3 separate regions of the Homo sapiens genome follow, and regions 2 and 3 are each linked to region 1. The links are chromatin contacts, found by Hi-C or POLR2A ChIA-PET in ENCODE. All regions are on one chromosome and are shown on one strand. Each heading gives the region's core, a stretch centred on a gene start or an enhancer-like site at or near the end of the contact. The rest is flanking DNA. Distances are from core to core; before and after follow the strand shown. Region 1 overlaps CABLES1 (Cdk5 and Abl enzyme substrate 1). Region 2 has its middle 15 kb from the start of RMC1. Region 3 has its middle 44 kb from the start of CABLES1.

Region 1 (2,538 bases), core at 11-2,510:
AGCTCCCCACTGCCCATCTGCCCCCGAATTTCCTGCCAAGCTCTGGGGAGTGGGGTGGGGGGAGGGACGTCCGATGGATGACAGGCCGCCAGCCCAGACGTGGGGAGAGAAGCCTGAGTCCTTTCCTGTGTGATAAAATCAGGCTAATTTACTTGGATTTGGGGTGATTTGTTTGGTTTTTAGCATTTATGAGGTGAGCCCATGAAGTTAGTGGTCCATTACTTTTTAAAGATGCATTTTCATTTTAAACTGTCTCCTGGCCTGTGGATTTGTGGAATGGACAGTTTTGTGGGTTTTAATTTATTTGTGAGGAGTCGGGGCTGAGAAGGCATTTTATCAGGAGGTCTCCTTTTGCACGTCCATGACATGAGCTTTTCGGAGGCAAAGGAAGTGGAGGAGGGTGAGAGATGCAGGTCACTGCCAGAGGCACCTCTGTGACACGGAACATTCCAGACACGTCGCAGCCTTGGGCTTCGGCGAGGAGGAAGTCTGAGCCTGTGAAGCGAGAAGGCCAGGCAGTAGACTGGCTCTGAGGTTTTGCCCTTTGACCTCCTCCACAGAGGGCAGCTTCAGCCCCTTGTAAGCCCTGCCCCCTCTCAGGACTGCCCTGAGGCCTCTCCAGTCCTCCCCACACTCAGAGATCTGTGGGGAAGCTCCGCCCAGCCACACTCCTTGGGATAATACTAGCCGGTTCTGCCTGATTCCTTTTCCCCCGGAGCCAGCCTAGGGGGCCCGGGACTCCTCTAGTGAGCCTTGACTGTTAGGTAAGAGACAGGAAGCAGACAAGCCAAGAGGTTGCTGCAGCTGCCCCCAGGAGGAAACGGGCAGCAGGGAGTGTGGCCCAGCCCCCACTGTACCCCTCCAGGGGCCCGAGCCCTTGCCAGCCCAATGACACCTTGAAGTCACCACTTTTCCTTTCTTGCCCGCTAATAAAACCTATTTAAACAGGAAATTCATACCAAATGCAAATGGGTTTTGTTTTCCTTGGCATTTTGTTGTTCCGATCACAGATTTCCCTGCCAGGGTGTCTGTGGTTATCAGCTGCAGGCTCAGCTTGGGGCGGCCGCTTCACACAAGCCACTCTGTACCACGTGCCCTACCTTAGTGACGGGAGTAAGGAGCTTCCTTCCCCTCCATGTCATTCCTTCCTGTTCCCTTCATTCCCCAACAGCAAATAAAACTGTTGAATGCTCTGGCTGCTGAGTTCTTTATCTCTCACTCAGACGTTTCCGGCTTAGTGCTGAACAGCTGGCCCCTTGCCCTCCCCAGCCCTGGCTGCCTCCCGTGACTCCTGAGAGCCTGAAGCCTTTCTGCCCTGCTGCAAGCTTAAGTGGGTGGGGTGGGGGGAGGCTGGAGAATGAAGTGCATTTGAGCCAGGTGGTTTTGTTACCTGTTCAGCAACAAAAGACATCTTTCAAATCAAGGGGGATTTTTGGGGTTGGGGATGGGGGCGCGCCCTGACGTCACCTCCCCGGGGCTGTTGGCACAGTTGGGTAAGCACAGTGCTGAGGGCCAGCAAGAGCAGGGAGTAAACTGAGTGTAAATCTGGAATCACATCACCAACACCAATGTCAATAAAAAGCAGCTTCCAGTCATGCAGCTGCAAAGCAAAGCTGAGATTCAAAGCTGGAAAAGAAGAAAAATGGCAGGTGAAGGGGAAAGGTCCTCTTGCCACCTGCACACAGCCCAGCGGAAGGGACCCAGGCCAGGATGGGAAGGGGTGCTATCTAAGAGCCCCCACCCCATAAAGGGCCCTTTAGACTTCGAAATAGGTAGTCCAGAAAGGCTGCAAACCTAAGACTGGCAAAACCACAAAGAAATGCCTCGCGAGTACTGTGCTTCCTCACACACAGACTTCTTGACTTCAGATGACACATCATCTATACAACATCAATACACCTAGTACGGCTAGGTGTGGTGGCTTACACCTGTAGTCCCAGCTACTCAGGAAGCTAAGACAGAAGGATCACTTGATCCCAGGAGTTCAAGGCTGCAGTGAGCTAGGATCATTCCACCTTATTCCAGTCTGGGCAACAGAGCAAGACCATGTCTCTATTTTGTTTTTTAAGGGCTGGGTGGGGCAGGCACAGTGGCTCACACCTGTAATCCCAGCACTCTGGGAGGCCGAGGTGGGTGGATTGCTTGACACCAGCCTGGGCAACATGGCAAAACCCTGTCTCTACTGAAAATACAAAAAATTAACTGGGCATGGTGGTACACGCCTGTAGTCCCAGCTAGTTGGGAGGCTGAGGTGGGAGAATCACCAGAGTCCAGGAGGTCAAGGCTGCAGTGATCACACCACTGCACTCCAGCCTGGGTGAAGGGAGCAAGACCCTGTCTCAGAAAAAAAAGAAAAAAGTACATCTAACCTACTAAACATCACAGCTTAACCTTTCCTACCTCAAATACACTCAGAACACTTTTGTACAGTATTTGATAAATTACATGAGATAGTCAACACCTTCTTACAAAATAGGCTTTATGTGAGATGATTCAGCCTAGCATCTCCAAGGGGTATCATACAGCACATGGCTAGCC
Region 2 (2,538 bases), core at 22-2,521, 230 kb after region 1:
CACCATATACATTACTCCTGACACTTGTTATATACATATGTACATGCAAATGCAAATGTAGAAAGAAACATGCATTCAGGCCCGGCACGGTGGCTCACGCCTGTAATACCAGCACTTTGGGAGGCCGAGGCGTGTGGATCACCTGAGGTCAAAAGTTCAAGCCCAGCCTGGCCAACATGGCAAAACCCCATCTCTACTAAAAATACAAAAATTAGCTGGGCATGGTGGCAGGCACCTGTAATCCCAGCTACTTGGGAGGCTGAGGCAGGAGAATCACTTGAACCCGGGGGGTGGAGGTTGCAGTGAGCCGAGATCGCACCACTGCACTCCAGTCTGGACCACAGAGGGAAATTCCGTCTCAAAAAAAAAAAAAAGAAAGAAAAAGAAAGAAAGAAAGAAAGAAAGAAAGAAAGAAAGAAAGAAAGAAAGAAAGAAAGAAAGAAAAGAGAGAAAGAAAGATGCATTCAAACATAAAACACTTCTGAAATGAAAAAGCAGGTTCCAAAACAGTGATACGTAGTCAAGATTTGCCAGCAAATACATACTTTAGAAATAGCTCTTTGTAAATATTATTCATCCTCATTTTAAAACAAAAAGGACTTTAGAAAGTTTAAAGAACAAAGTAAAAGCCACCTGAAAACATGCCAAGTAGTGAGAGCCACTATACAAATTTGGCTACATATGCCTTCAGACATCTGTCATAGAGTCTAACAAAGACTATAAAACAAAAATTAAAGCAAACAAAACTCAGCAAAACAGAAAAGCGGAACTTAAAATAAAAATAAGAATAAAAATAAACAGAAAAGCCTATGTGTTGTTTTAGGTTTTAGAAACTGTCAGACGCACATTTTAAGCTGCTGTAAAAGGAAAACAAGCATGTCAAGTGCTTATCTTAAACACCAGGAGTTATATTGAGCTTTTTTGGTGGCTCCGGAAACACTGGCTCATAGTAAACTAAGAAAGGAGAAGAAAAACAAACTAATGAACTAAGCGCTGATTCAGTAACCCCAGCAGTGGGCAGGGCAGCCAGGTATCCATCAAGGGTAGAGCTGGCTCGAGGCTGCACTTAAGGTTTCCCCCTATTTTAGTTGACCTGTTCCTAGGTCAGAGTCCCCTCCAGGGCCCCAGGACTGCCTCTAGCAGGCTCTGTACCCCAGATTTTACTGTCCCAGTCCTGAATCTGCCTTAAAAAAAGTTTTAACAGCTTTTCAGCTTCTTAGCTTTCCTTTTCTGCTCAGTGTCTCAACCTCTCAGTCACCGCTTTCAAAGCAGCAAGTTCATTGTGGAACAAAGCGGCAGCAAATGTCAGCTTCCGGCGGGCTGAAGTGGCTCATGCCTGTAATCCCAGCACTGTGAGAGGCCGAAGCGGGTGGATCACGAGGTCAGGAGTTCAAGACCAGCCTGGCCAACATGGTGAAACGCCGTCTCTACTAAAGATACAAAAAATTAGCCAGGTGTGGTGGCAGGCGCCTGTAATCCCAGCTACTTGGGAGGCTGAGGCAGGAGAATCACTTGAATCCAGGAGGCGGTGGTTGCAGTGAGTCAAGATGGCACCATTGTACTCCAGTCTGGGCGACAGGGCAAGACTCCATCTCAAAAAAAAAAAAGTGAGCCTCCCTTCTCCAGGCTTCCCTCTCTACAGAATCACGGCTTCTCAGGTTCTAGCTGCCTTGTTCTCCAATGTCTTCACAAAAGGTAAAAGAACTGCCTTCACAATTAATGAAAACGAAGATCTTAATTAATTTGCTAATTGTTTTCTCATATTCTAATGTTTTCGGGTTCCACCTGTGCCAAAACTTGAGGATTCATGAGAAAATCTTTTATTTTGATTTTAATATTTTATTTTGATTTAGTTTATTTATTTATTATTTTTTGAGACGGAGTCTCACTCTGTCGCCCAGACTGGAGTGCAGTGGCGCAATCTTGGCTCACTGCAAGCTCCGCCTCCCGGGTTCAAGAGATTCTCCTGCCTCAGCCTCCCGAGTAGCTGGGATTACAGGCGCACGCCCCCACACCCGGCTAATTTTTGTATCTTTAGTAGAGACGGGGTTTTACCATGTTGGCCAGGATGGTCTCGATCTCTTGACCACAGGCGATCTGCCCGTTTCGGCCTCTCAAAGTGCTGGGATTACAGGCATGAGCCACCGTGCCTGGCCTTGACTTAGTTTATTAACAGTTCATATTCAGGTTTGAATTTCACAACTAACTAGTGGTCTCATGTGTTTGTCTGTGAACAGGTGTCAGTTTGGCTGAAAATAATCACGTGAGGGGTTTGCTCCCAAGCAAGGATGCCAGAATAGGGCCTAGGAATCTGAATTCTAAGAAATAGCACTGTTTTTTTCTTTCTTTTTTTTTTTTTTTGAGATGGAGTCTTGCTCTGTCACCCAGGCTGGAGTGCAATGGCTTGATCTCGGCTCACTGCAATTTCTGCCTCCTGAGTTCAAGTGATTCTCCTGCCCCAGCTTCCTGAGTAGCTGGGATTACAGGTGTGGGCCACTACACCAGGCTAATTTTTATATTTTTAGTAGAGATGGGGTT
Region 3 (2,538 bases), core at 24-2,523, 170 kb before region 1:
CTGTACATGCTAAGAAGATCTGAACCACTTAGTGCAATAGGAATCTGCTAAAAAGCACCTAGGATAAGGGAAAACAACATAGAAAATCTGTATTTCTTCTTCTTCTTTTTTTTCCAAGACGGAGTCTTGCTCTGTCACCCAAGCTGGAGTGCAGTGGCATGATCTCAGCTCACTGCAACCTCCCCCTCCCGGGTTCAAGAAATTCTCCTGTCTCAGCTTCCCAAGTAGCTGGGATTATAGGCACGCACCACAACGACCGGCTAATTTTTGTATTTTTAGTAGAGACGGGTTTTCACCATGTTGGCCGGACTGGTCTTGAACTCCTGACCTCGTGATCCACCCACCTCAGCCTCCCAGTGTGTTGGGATTCCAGGCGTGAGCCACCGCGCCCGGCCGAAAAATTGTATTTCTATTCACAATGAGACAGGACTATTAAAACCACATGTTTATTTTTGGAAACTCTAATCTTCAGTAACTCTCATTTACAGTTCAACCACAATATGAAAACCCTTTATTATTTTATATCCAACTTTTATTATAAAAATAATAAATGCCCATATAAATATTTGGAAAATAAAAAGTATAATAATTCATGTTTTTAAAGCCATAACTTCAACATCTGATGATAACCTCTGTTAATACTGCAATGCCTATCTTGTGTGTGTGTATAAAACAACCTTGTAATCATATCACACATAGTTTTATATTCTGATTTTTATCATTTATCACTTTATCTTATGGATTTCTCCACACTAAAATGTTGCCCATTAAAAACTTATTATTATTATTACTATTATTATTATTTTGAGACAGAGTCTCTGTTGCCCAGGCTGGAGAGCCCTGGTGCCATCTCAGCTCACTGCAACCTCCGCCTCCCAGGTTAAAGAGTCTCCTGCCTCAGCCTCTTGAGTAGCTGGGATTACAAGCACGCACCACCACACCCAGCTAACTTTTGTATTTTTAGTAGAGACGGAGTTTCACCATGTTGGCCAGGCTGGACTCAAACTCCTGACCTCAAGCAATCCACCTGCCTCAGCCTGTCAAAGTGCTGGGATTACAGGCGTGAGCCACTGCACCCAACCTAAAAAATTCATTTTAATTGGCTCATGATACTTCATTGTTTGACAGTACTATAATTTATTAAATGATTTCCCTATTGTCAGACATTTAGGAACCACACTACAATTTATGCCTTGACAATCCAACATGAAAAGACTGTTTTTTTTTTTTTTGTCTTGAAAAAGGAAGTAACATCATCCCGAAAGAAGCTGGTATTTCCTCTTCTCAACCTCTGGTTCTCTCTCTTCACTGTCTCTGGTTTCATATTAACTTCATTTGAAGGCTTCTTCTTTTGCTATATTAAAGAATAGGAGTGAGAAAAGCAGCTACCACCTAGAGAAACTCTGACCAAAGGAGTGGCAATGGACGATTAATAAAATGATTATTTTAAAGATAAGCTTTGTTCTTGTTCTTTATAAATTGCAAGTCATGGCTGAATAATCATTTTTAAGAATATGTGTATATTTTTAGCCAGTTTTGGTGGCACGTGCCTGTAGTCCCAGCTACTCAGGAGGCCAAGGCAGGGGTATTGCTTGAGCCCAGGAGGTCAAGGCTGCAGTGAGCCATAATGGCGCCACTGCACTCCAGCCTGGGTGGCAGAGCAAGATCCTGTCTCAAAAAAAAAAAAAAATATATATATATGTGTGTGTGTGTGTGTGTGTGTGTGTGTGTGTGTGTACACATATATATTCCTTTTTAAAATATATATATATATATATATATTCTTATTTTTAAGATGCTTTAGATGAGTCAGTGTTCTCCAGATAGATGGATCCAATAGGATATATAGAGACATGAGAGGGGATTTATGAGGGGAATTGGCTCATGTGATTATGGAAGCTGAGAAGTCCCATGACAGGCCATCTGGAAGCTGGAGACCCGGGGATGATGGTAGTGTGGCTTTGCCCAAGTTCGAAGCCTCAGAACTGGGGAAGCCAATGGTATAACTCTCAGTCCGTGGCCAAAGCCCTGCGAACTCGGGGCTGGTGGAGGAGGATGCTGGTGTAAGTCCCGGAGTCCAAAGGCCAGGGAGCCTGGAGTCCTGCTGTCCAAGGGCAAGAGGAGAAGGCCGTCCCAGCTCCAGGAGAGAGCATGAGACTCTGCCTTCCCTCTGTCTTTCTATTCTCTGTGGTCCACCAGTCGATTGAACGTTGCCTGCCCACACTGAGAGCAGATCTTCCCTGCTCAGTTCACCAAATCACAATCCAGTCTCCTCTGGAAACACCTCACCAACACATCCAAAATGATGGTTTACCACCTCTCTAGATATTTCTCAATTCATTCAAGTTGACACCTAAAATTAACCATCACACTTAGAAATCCCTGTTATGTTGGCTGGGCACGGTGGCTCACACTTGTGATCCCAGCACTTTGGGAGGCCGAGGTGGGTGGGTCGCCTGAGGTTAGGAGTTTGAGACCAGCCTGGCCAACATGGTGAAACCTCATCTCTACTAAAAATACAAAAATTAGCTGGGCATA

What was found. Hi-C counts contacts between places; a loop is a spot of excess contacts on that map. ChIA-PET counts read pairs that join two places held with the same protein, here RNA polymerase II (POLR2A). Pooled maps may share reads with other maps.
Region 2: a loop to region 1 is called in a pooled map, with 2.5 times the contacts of the local background. The contact joins two enhancer-like sites. A Hi-C loop is called at or near these places in 1 of 50 pooled maps. POLR2A ChIA-PET finds 5 or more read pairs at or near these places in 4 of 52 experiments (A673, BJ, PC-3 and 1 more).
Region 3: a loop to region 1 is called in a pooled map, with 2.6 times the contacts of the local background. The contact joins two enhancer-like sites. A Hi-C loop is called at or near these places in 1 of 50 pooled maps. POLR2A ChIA-PET finds 5 or more read pairs at or near these places in 4 of 52 experiments (A673, GM12878, H1 and 1 more).

What each region holds. Positions count from the first base shown.
Region 1 is chr18:23,259,276-23,261,813 of GRCh38, forward strand. It overlaps CABLES1 (Cdk5 and Abl enzyme substrate 1), which reads left to right. Exons shown (of 10, transcript NM_001100619.3): 10 at 1-1,195. It also overlaps a transcript of SLC35D4 not described here. Among named protein-coding and RNA genes, the nearest start is that of CABLES1, 130 kb to the left of the region's middle. RefSeq lists enhancers at 24-687, 318-367. Within about 2 kb of position 1,261, at least 34 of the 41 ENCODE cell types and tissues checked have a DNase peak (open chromatin) inside an H3K27ac peak, as active enhancers do; they include OCI-LY7, PC-3 and endothelial cell of umbilical vein, where a contact is called at or near this core.
Region 2 is chr18:23,487,145-23,489,682 of GRCh38, forward strand. No RefSeq gene overlaps it. Among named protein-coding and RNA genes, the nearest start is that of RMC1, 15 kb to the right of the region's middle. RefSeq lists an enhancer at 1,099-1,268. Within about 2 kb of position 1,272, at least 19 of the 41 ENCODE cell types and tissues checked have a DNase peak (open chromatin) inside an H3K27ac peak, as active enhancers do; they include PC-3 and endothelial cell of umbilical vein, where a contact is called at or near this core.
Region 3 is chr18:23,090,263-23,092,800 of GRCh38, forward strand. No RefSeq gene overlaps it. Among named protein-coding and RNA genes, the nearest start is that of CABLES1, 44 kb to the right of the region's middle. Within about 2 kb of position 1,274, at least 3 of the 41 ENCODE cell types and tissues checked have a DNase peak (open chromatin) inside an H3K27ac peak, as active enhancers do; they include OCI-LY7, where a contact is called at or near this core.